Linked DNA regions of Mus musculus: region 2 is linked to region 1. The links are chromatin contacts, found by Hi-C in ENCODE. All regions are on one chromosome and are shown on one strand. Each heading gives the region's core, a stretch centred on a gene start or an enhancer-like site at or near the end of the contact. The rest is flanking DNA. Distances are from core to core; before and after follow the strand shown.

Region 1 (5,471 bases), core at 1,900-4,399:
CTTGAAGGCAGCCTAGATCTTAATTTTGAGTCAATGGCTTGATTATATCAATTTGTCATCCTTCTGCTTTTATTCCTTGCTGAATGAAAAACGAGCTGAATTTAAAAAAAATTTTTTTTACACAATTTTCTGCACTAAGAAAGTTTTGAAATTCAGGAAGAAAAGTGTCTTTCTTTTTTTTTTAAGCTCCCTTCTTACCTGTGTGTAGCTGTGTGTAGCTTGAGTGCAGAACGGAATTTCAATGATGCCTTTGTGGTTGGTAGGTACCCTGACACAGGGAGAAAGGGAGTGTGGCTGGTTGGCTGGTGCTGGGGTCTCTGCTTGGCTGTGAAGTTTCAGTGCACTCCCAACATTCTTAAGTTTTCAGACTATAAAACATGAAGATGAAAAATTGTCACCTTTTCATAAAAACATCATTGTGTTTTATAAACGAAGGCCCGTAAAGTTATTTTTGGGTTATTGTTGAGTTATTTTAAAACCCAAGGAAGACAGATCCAATTTTGACATGAAGTGCTATTATGTATTTAGCAAGTGGGTCTTGGAACAGTGGCTCTGTGTGGAAGTGACTAAACTCAAGGCTATGGGAAAGGAATGTCAGTGTGTGTCGTCTTTGCACACACAGAGGTCTAGAGCCACCTCTACATCTGCATACTCTAAACTACTTAACACACTCAGGGTTTTACATCATTTCTAGACTACACGGTTCCTTACTTTAGAAAACCCTCCATGTCCTATCCTAAGCAAGGACGTGTAGACCACACCTTTAGACAATGCAAAAGAGTCACTTCACTTTAGTTTTTAACCGGAGAGTAATGGCAGGGCTGGCAATGGAAGTACGTGTGGTAGTGATTGATGGTGGTGCCTTCGTGTTCGAGATGGTGGTATTAATAACAGTGTTAACTTGGTGGCAGTGAGCGATAGCATTGGTGATGTTATAGTGATGTTGGTGATGTTTGTGGCGATGGTTGGTGATATCGGTGGCAATGGTAGTAATGATAACTGTGGTGGTGATGGTGGTGGTGATGACATTAAAATGTTTGTCCTGGCCCCAATTCCCCTCCCCTAAGGTGATCTGGCTCCATTCTGAAAGTCTGGCTCCAATTAATGAGTAATTATCCTAAGAGCCAAAACTCTGGATCTCAATATTTTGACATATTTTATAAATGGTTAGAAAATTAAATCATCAGTAAAGAAAGCATAATGACAAAAGTATTTTAAATGGATTTTCAAATTGAGTAAACTGCTACATTAGCTAGAGGTTCCCGAATAATGGAAATATATTGTGTACTGGACACTGATGGGGTAGTCTTTATGGTTCCTATAGTTTCTCTCCTTGTCTCTTTTGCTTTCTTCTGTTTGTTCTCCTGTTCTCTTCCTCACATACCAAGTGAGCAGAAATAAACTGGTATCAATATAATTTGCCACTTGTCTAATTTCCTTGGTCAGTGTGTGTTCTTGCCTGATCCATGAGTCTTGTGGGCTTTTAGGTGGAAAATCCCTTTCCAGGCCGTTTGTTCTCAAACGCTCCATGCTCCCGAGTGTAGCCCGAAATATGGATATTATCTGAGTTTATACAGGCTGAGAAGTAGCTATTATCTCAATATGACAGTAAAACAGTTGATTACTTCCTGAAGCACCACTTTAAATCAAGAACCTCTCTAATAAAATCTTTTTAAAATTCTTTTAAATTATAGAACGTGGAATTAACCAGCCTCCACACACTGTGCAGGCCTCTCCCAGGCTCAGTTCTGAAAAGTCTCCTTTTGCCCCGAATGGCATGGAGCTGGAAAATGCAGACCTAACTAACACTCACTGAAATTTTTGTGAGAAGTTGTGGGCCCTGTGCCTAACTTGACCAATTACTCAGGGACCAGCTTTACACCTGTTTTTTACCTACGCCCCAAAGCAGTAAACACTCCTTGATCCCATTAAATCACAAACACTGACAGAAAAGAGCTCGTGGAAGTTCTATGTCTGACAGTCCCATTTAGGTTTTAGGTCTCTCGGCTATTTAAACTTAAAACAAAAACAAACAAACAAACAAAAATGAAACAAACAAACAAAAACAACCAAGACTAACTCCTAAGAGTTGGCCATTTTCTTCTGGGCATTTTCAGGGTCACTAGGCCAGACACTTCCATACGACAGTGGCATTTAATTGCATATATTGGGCCTATGTTTCTAGGTCTGATGAATTCTGTCACTGCAACTGTTGCATTTAGAATCGAGCTCCCAACCAGGTGGCGATGCTGCACATCTTTAATCTCTGAGTTCAAGGCCAGCCTAGTCTACATTGGGAGGTCTACAGAGGGAAATCCAGGACAGCCAGGGAAAGCATGCCTCAAAACACAACACAGCACAACAAAACAAAACAAAACAAAACAAAACAAAACAAAACAAAACAAGAATCCAGCACCCAGCCCAGCAATCACGGAGGCTGATTTGTCTTGGAAGAACTTGCTCACACCACTGTACAGGGCTGCATTCCGTCAGAGTTGTTAATATCTGTCTAAGTAAAGCCCAGAAAGTGTTTGTGTAAGGGATCCCTGCTTGCTTTTGGTTAATACTTAAGTGTTAATTATGACACAATCACTAGTTTATGAAGTCTTTCCGTGTATTTCTACTTACAGCGCCTGCTCTCTCTGCCTGCTCACAGGGCTGGATAAAGCATCATGCTGACGTGAGTCTTGGGTGTGTCTGGTGCTTGCCTCCTTATGGCTACATGTTTATGTTCCCCTAAAACTCACATGTCAAGATCCAGATCGTCCGTATTTTGGTTTTAGCCTTTGGGATGTGATTAATCACAAAAGCAATGTCCTTGTGAGTAGAATTAGTGCCACTATGAAGCTGTCCCCAGAGCACTCTCCTGTCTCTTTCACTCATGAGGATGGAGAGGGAGTCCATCATCTATGAACTCGGAAGTGAGCATTGCCAGGCAACAAATCTGCCAACATCTGGGTCCTGGAGTTGCAGGTTCCAGAATGCTGAGAAACAGCGCACCGCTGTTGTTTAAAAATCACCTAGTTTATGTTATCTTGTAATAGCAGCCCCAAACAGACTAAGACAGTGAATGTGCATGCTAATGTAGTCTTTCCTTATCTGGTATAAAATATTCTCCCCTGCATCTACGCTAACGAGAATATCTGAAGATAGGGGATGAAATATTCATGACATAAAGCACAGAGCTCTGAATTTAAAAACATTTTGGCATATTTTAGGGAATCTAACAAGGAGACGAATTCTTTGCTGAAAAGGAGAATCTCCGTGTTCATCCTGTACATGAGAACGGAAGCCTTTCCCCTTTCCCGTCATGCACTGTGCCGCATGCTCTGTGGGACAACGTGCTACACGGCTCATGTGTGGTCAGGCACCTGCTATATTGATTGACAGATGCCAGACACAGCATCAAAGGGCTTTAGCTTTCTTTGGTTCCAGAATGCAGTCTAGGTCCTATGGTGGCATCACATACAGCACTTAAGTGTCGTAGGAAGGGGGGTTGTTTTTCATTTTTAGTTTTCCATGACTGCGGAGATTTTGAAAGTAACCTTAACAAAAGAAAATAACATTAAATAAATAGTTCTCCTCTCACTTATACAAACTAGTACTGGGAGCACCAGACCAAAGGACAGCATCTCTCAATGATGTTGAAGGATGGAGAGTGGATAGATGAGAGAGCTTCCACCGGCAGACCGCGTCAATAAACTTTGAAATGCAGAGGTGCAGGGATGTTACATAGTTCAGGGTCTGCTGAGGTACAGAGCTGATTTGAGGCAGAGGGTAAATTCATGTTTTCAATGTTGGCAGCTGACAGCAAGTGTGAACAAAAGAAGTCAGGGTTGTGAGAAATTGAGCATAGTGTTAAGGTCAGGAACAAGTTGATTCTTAGGTATAAAGTTGGCTGATAGAGCTCCTACAAACCAGGAGATGATGATGCTTTTTGTTGTGTGTGGTTTTTGGAGTTGTTATTGGGGGGTGGGGTGGGGCTCATGAACACTAAACTTGCACTTTACTACTGAACTACATCTCTATTTCTTCTGTGGTTCTTGAAGATAACTGTGACTGACAATATATTTTTATGCCAGATCTTCATTAGATATCCCATTTGTGCCAGGCCTACATTAGGTAATAGGAATGTATTGACTAATTGACTATCTTTCTGGTGGGGTGGAAGAAGATATCAACTAAATAAATGTCCTTGAGTTATGAATTATGACTGGGCTCTAAGATTGTAAGGGACTAAGAATAAAATTGGAACGATGATTATGGTAGTTGAATTCATGTGTCTAGATTGGAGGGTAGGGTGTGGTAAAGGTATCTTTCTGAAGAAGTAACTCTTGACCTCAGAGTTAAAGAATGAACAGGGGTTTGATGTGCAAGACATGCAAGAGAGATTTGAGAGGTGTGAGACAGGAGAAGGCAGCAGATACCCAGCTAGCACAGAGTTGACAAGAGGGAGCTGCTCGAAAGGCAGTTATCACCCAAACATTGATGAGACCATGCAGGATCGTTAAGCTCTGTTCAAACATTCTGACTTTATTCTTAGTGAAAGGGAAACTTCAGAGAGCTTTTACAAAGTGGGGGATGGTGGGGGGGGGTGGATATGTTCCTACCTGAGTTTCTCAGTCTGGACACTGTACAGAGAGCAGATAGGGAAGACAAGAACAGCGGTTTAATTTATGCGTCAGCTTAACTGGGATGAGGAAGGCCCAGACAGCCTGGAGTGCATCACGCCTGACCATGCATGTGATGGCATTTCCAGAGACTAGCGTCTGTCTCAATATTCCCAGTGATGAAGACCTGCTATCACCAGTGTGGGTGGGTATCATCCACTCAGCTGTGGCTGAAGTCATGACAAGACAGTAGAAAAATGAACGTGCTGTCTTGATTTGAGCAAGGATATCTGTTCACTCCTTCAGACACAGGAGCTGCTTAACCTTAGGCTTTTGGACTTAGACCAGGATATACATATGTACCATCTGGCCACCCTCACTGCTAGACCTTAGGGTTAGATTGATACTGTATAGGCAGCTCTCCTGCTCTCCAGCTTGTTGAAGACCTTTCGCAGACTCCATACTTACATGAACGAATCCCTCATTATCTCTTCTCACTTGAGTGTGTGCGCACACACACACGTGTGCCTATGTATATAATTCTGATGTTTGTTTCATTCACTCATTGGGGATGAAAGATCATCATTATTCAGTTCGTAGATTCAAATGATAATCTCCTCTGGGAACACCATCACATGAAGAAAACCAGATGTGTGTGTGTGTGTGAGTATGTGTGTGCGCACGCAAGTGCGTGCATATGTGTGCATGTGTGAATGTGTGTATATATATCTTACTGGTTCTTTTTCTTTGGTAGACTCTGCTATGACCAGGTGCAAGATGATTGCAGAAGTCCAGGTAGGAAGGCTGACAGCAGAGAGAGATGTGATGTGGTGGAAATGGAAGGAAAACTCAGGTCTCCAC
Region 2 (5,471 bases), core at 1,521-4,020, about 130 Mb before region 1:
TCTTGATGGACTCTTCCCAGGGATGGAGCCTTTTTACCTGCTAACATCTATCCTGTCTGGACTCTCTAGGTTGCAAAGGCAGACCCAGTTTCAATTTCCTCATTTTCAGAAAGTCACACATTACACACACACTTCACACATTGAGGTTTTCTAGCTCAGATGCCCTTTCCTGCTCGTGGTCGCTCTCGCTTCAAGCTGCAAGGTAGACATTCTCTGAAGCTTCCCTCCCTTTTCATTGGTTCCTTATCCTGTTCTCATATTCCTTCCTTCCTTCCTTCCTTCCTTCCTTCCTTCCTTCCTTCCTTCCTTCCTTCCTTCCTTCCTTCCTTCCCTTTTGGAATTTTGAGACAGAACCTTACTCTATAGCCTAGGTTAGCAACCCAAACTGTGAGGTTTACAAACATGAACCACCACTCCTGACTTCTCTCATTTATCTCTAAAGTCTTATTCTTTATTCATTGCCTCTGGGACAGCTCAGAAATCCAAATACTGCAGCAAAGAAAGGGCTTGTCTCTGCCAAGGAGGATGGCAGGATTCTGGATATGAGGGAAAAGTCACGGCTCAGGTTCCTCCCTTGGGCACTGTATAACATATTTCTGAGGTGACTACCCAGAACATATTTCAGTAGCCCTGGGGTGATAAAGTCAAAGCATATGATAATATATGAAGAGTTTGGTCCTGTGAAAGTGCTCAACAAATACTTAGACCTTTCTCATTTGACTTGGTTTTATCTTTGTTTTTTTAAAAACAATCCAAGTGATGGTTGCTTTACATGAATATACGTGCTGGGCTGACACAACTCAATTAAGGTAAAAATAAATATCAAGATTAAAGAGCCGGGCGTGGTGGCGCATGCCTTTAATCCCAGCACTCGGGAGGCAGAGGCAGGCAGATTTCTGAGTTCGAGGCCAGCCTGGTCTACAGAGTGAGTTCCAGGACAGCCAGGGCTATACAGAGAAACCCTGTCTCAAAAAAAAAAAAAAAAAAAAGATTAAAGAGCACCTCAAAGTAGACCTTGTATCTGGGATGCTGGCCAAGATGTGTGCTGTCTCTGGGATCGCCCTTGCACTTTTTATATTGCCCTGCACTCCACCATAAGTAGTTCCTCCCCATCTCCCACCCAGAGCTGAAATGGTTTAGCACTCTAACTTCCCAGCTTTGGGACTTACTCCTCATCAGCTTTAAGTTCTGAATCCCAGCACTTGTCACTCATCTGCCCAGTATGGCCCCGGGTGAGGTGAGGCTCCACTTGGCTGTATCTTATGGTGGCAGCTGTCATAATGTAGAGAGGGGAAGGCCACATGGAGAAATAGTAGGGCCATTCTAATTCCTTTGATAATGACACTCTTAGAAAGAACAAAGTAAGTGTCCCCTAAGATCCTTCCAAGGGTAATAGTTCCAGTGACCTATGGTCTCCACTTAGGCTCCATCTCTTGAAGACCCTACCACCTCTTAACATCACTACATGGAGACCATGACTGTGGCACATACTACCAATGGATACACACCAAAAACACAAACAAAAAATAAACAATCACCTGAATATCACTTGCAGATTGAAAGCTAAGATACACATAATGTTGTCTCTCTCGAGGGAGTTTCTTTGGCCACACGTAAGGAAACAAAGATCCCTCACTATATCACAACTAGTAGTGACAACCACTTTTGCCTTCTGACCTTTCTCCAGAATCTAAGAGCACTCTACTCCAGTAACACTGATTCTTTGTTCACCTGGACTTCAGTCAAGCTCCCAAACCTCCTAGGCCTGCCTGTACACTTCTTTATAAAATTCAGCTTTCTCGAAGCTCCAAAGCTTTGTATCTTGTCAGCTTCTTCATCTGCCCCCAGATGAAATCTGATCGAAATGGCCTTTCCTCAGCTAGAATCCCAGGGTCATTTTAGCTGTACTTTCCCTTGTCTTAAAGTTTCCCCTTAGTTCTTTTCCATGTACAGACCCCCATCCTTCTCCTTGCCATTAATTTATACTTATTCATATTGTATTCAGAGTTAAAGCCAATCTTTCCCCCTCCCCCACCAAAGTCACCATTGCATCAATCTCTACACCTGTCAAGAGGACCCTGAATAAAGTCTTCCTCAGTTTCTATAACAGGCATGATAAAGGATTCAGTGTTGCTCTATTTCTTCATCTATAAAATGACAATGGATCCTGCTTGTCTCACGAGAGCACAAAAAGGATAAAAAGAAATGAGGAAATGCAGTTTGGTAAAGCCCTTTACCAACCTGAAAGCATATGAAATCTTAGCATTTTAAATACTGCAAGTGAATGCAGCCAACCAACCTTTCATGCAATAGTAAAGCCCCCCCCTCGGCCCCCGCCCCCGGCCTTCTCCACATCACATAAAGAGGCATGCAGAGAAGATGCTGCTCTGTCCGTTCTTTCTCCCCATCACCTTCTCTCCTTCCTTCCTTGTCTACCCTCTTCTGTTGTCTCAGACTCTGCTCATGTGGCATGCACAACTGAGAGAGGAAGGCCAGCAGAAGAGCTGGGCAGGGATATCCTTCTGTCCTCTCCTGGCAGTGCCTGGCCCATTACTATTCCAAAGTAGAATGAGATACAATTCCCTGAGCATATGGCTGCCATCAGGGTTCAACTGCATGAAGATGAGGATACTCACGAGACACAGAGGCACAGGGCTCCTGGCACAGACTCGCTGTCTCTTATCAGAAAGTTGCCATCCACACCTCCCTTGAGGAGCAGGGCTTCACACTCTCGCTTGGTCAGGCAGCCATGGTAGTAAGGCAGATCCATGGAGGGTTGTTATGTTTAAACCGCCCTGTCACCCTGAGATCAGTCCCAGGCCAAGGAGGCGCTGTGATGAGGGAAGTGAAGAGGAGTGGAAGGTCTGTTCCTCCACTGTGGTCTAAACAAATGAGGCTGCTCTGTGGGGTCAGTGAGCTTTACACGACTCAGGAAATGAGAAGGGAGGGAGATGGAGTGACCATGACACTTCAGCCTAGAGGTAGGTGGTTCGAATATGATTCACACAAGTGAGCGAGTATACCTTCTACCTGAGTCAGTGCTGTTTGTGGCTGTAGCAGCAGCACTAAAGTCAAGCTTCCTAGGGCCAGGTTACAGCATATCTCGTACAGATTTTCACCCCTTCTGGCTACTAGTGTGCTTCCTAGGGGCCATACCACTAACCCTGCTGCACTAGGTATCCATTTCTGCTTGGGCTTTTTCTGATCGTGCTCTGCATTAATGGCCATCTATTCAAAAGTAAGCTTCCCTAATGAAGGTTGAGAAATGCCCTGCTCTGTGGATACAATAGTAATAAGTTCTTAGGTTTAATACCATGTTCATTTAACAAAGTAATAGTCCTATGTCCTTCCCTAAGTACAAGAACCTCTCTAGCCATGGGTTCTTAGCCCCAATAGCACTATCAAGAATGAATCTCTGTTTTGGGAGCATCCATCATAGAAGACTACTTGGATATGGTTTTAAACTGATAGAAAGTCTTTATTAGGCTCTCTCTCCTTTGCCTGCTTCCCGTGTGAGACTGAGCAACTGCTAGATCCTTGGACTTCCATTCTACAGCTGCTACTGACCATTGTTGGGAGTTGGACTGCAGGCTTGACTGGAAGCCCATCACAGCAGAAGAGAACAAAGCACTTTAACCTTTAAAGACACAGAATTCTACCGGTAACCGGTAACAAACCTCAGAACCACAGTTAATTAGCACAGACAGACCTGACAAGATTTATCATTTGTACTGATCGGTGCGACTCCCCAATTATACCGTTTAATTTTAATTACTTTACTTTTTAAAAATGTTTAATAAGAGCATCAACTTTTAAGTTACTTACATTAAATGTCTTTAAATTATTCTTAACTGAGCACTGTTTTGGCCAAACTTTTTAATTGCTCACCTTCCTTGCTGACTTGAAGCTTGCAGTCCCAGTTCCTGCCCAATGGTTTCTTTTACTCAGTGGACCATTAGTAAAATGCGTGGGAAAAGTTGGACTGAGATTGGGCAGAGAGGGAGCACCCTGCAGGATGTCATGCTCAGGAGACTCAGAGGGAGCACCCTCAAGGACCTCGTGCTCAGGAGACTCAGAGGGAGCACCCTCCAGGACCTCGTGCTCAGGATACTAAGAGGGAGCACCCTCCAGGACCTCGTGGTCAGGAGACTCAAAGGGAGCACCCTTCAGGACCTCGTGCTCAGGATACTAAGAGGGAGCACCCTCCAGGACCTCGTGCTCAAGAGACTCAGAGGGAGCACCCTCCAGGGCCTCGTGCTCAGGACACTAAGAGGGAGCACCCTCCAGGACCTCGTGATCAGGAGACTCAGAGGGAGCACCTTCCAGGACCTCATAATCAGGAGACTCAGAGGGAGCACCCTCCAGGACTTGGTACTAGAGAGACTCAGAGGAAGCACCCTCCAGGACCTCGTGGTCAGGAGACTCAGAGGGAGCACCCTCCAGGACCTCGTGCTAGAGAGACTCGGAGGGAGCACCCTCCAGGACCTCGTGCTAGAGAGACTCAGAGGGAGCACCCTCCAGGACCTCGTGCTAGAGAGACTCAGAGGGAGCACACTCCAGGACCTCGTGGTCAGGATACTCAGAGGGAGCACCCTCCAGGACTTCGTGCGCAGGACACTAAGAGGGAGCACCCTCCAGGACCTCATGCTCAGGAGACTCAGAGGGAGCACCCTCCTGGATTTTCATGCTCAAGAGACTCAGAGGGAGCACCCTTCAGGACCTGGTGCTCAGGAGACTTAGAGGGCTCACCCTCCACGACCTCGTGCTCAGGAGACTTAGATGGAGCACCCTCCACGACCTCGTGCTCAGGAGACTCAGATGGAGCACCCTCAACGACCTCGTGCTCAGGAGACTCAGAGAAAGCACCCTCCATGACCTCATGCTCAGGAGACTCAGAGGGAGCACTGTCCAAGACCTCGTGCTCAGGAGACTCAGAGGGAACACTCTCCAAGACTTCATGCTTAAGAGGAAGACGGTGATTGAACCATAAATCAAGGTAGAACTGTGAGTCTGGTACTGTAACAGCCAGATGATACCTTCCCATCCACTCAGGAAGCCAGCCTGCTCTGTCATGTCACCCAAATGTCTCTAGTGAACATTTCAAGAAGCCTAAGAAAAATCTGTCTCATCTGGCCACGATTTGATTGACAAGTCCAGTTTCTCTATTTTTTTGTCAGTGCTTCCCAACTTAAGATCAATCAGAACAGGCCAATATGTTCCACAATCCATTCACGTAGGAACTCTGCTTAAAGCTACCACCTTCATCTTCCTGGTGACAAAGGCTTCCAATCCTGCCCTTCTCTATTTCCACTGTTCAGTGTTCCCATTCCCAACCTTCTCTCAACACTTTGCCATAGCAGACATAATGGAGATTATGCTGCCTCCCAAGGCATAGCGAGCTGGGAACAAACAGCCAGCACCTACTCTATCTTGGGTGATCTTCATTTACATAATAACTGCAAGAAAATTGT

Evidence for each region. Hi-C counts contacts between places; a loop is a spot of excess contacts on that map.
Region 2: a loop to region 1 is called in a map of regulatory T cell, with 1663 times the contacts of the local background. The contact joins the promoter of Sh2d1b2 here to the enhancer-like site in region 1. A Hi-C loop is called at or near these places in 5 of 37 maps with a recorded cell type or tissue (T-helper 1 cell, T-helper 17 cell, T-helper 2 cell and 1 more).

Annotation. Positions count from the first base shown.
Region 1 is chr1:42,812,853-42,818,323 of GRCm38, reverse strand. No RefSeq gene overlaps it. Among named protein-coding and RNA genes, the nearest start is that of Mrps9, 36 kb to the left of the region's middle. Within about 2 kb of position 3,149, at least 1 of the 3 ENCODE cell types and tissues checked has a DNase peak (open chromatin) inside an H3K27ac peak, as active enhancers do.
Region 2 is chr1:170,230,170-170,235,640 of GRCm38, reverse strand. It overlaps Sh2d1b2 (SH2 domain containing 1B2), which reads right to left and starts at 2,770. Exons shown (of 4, transcript NM_001033499.1): 1 at 2,637-2,770. The coding sequence starts at 2,770.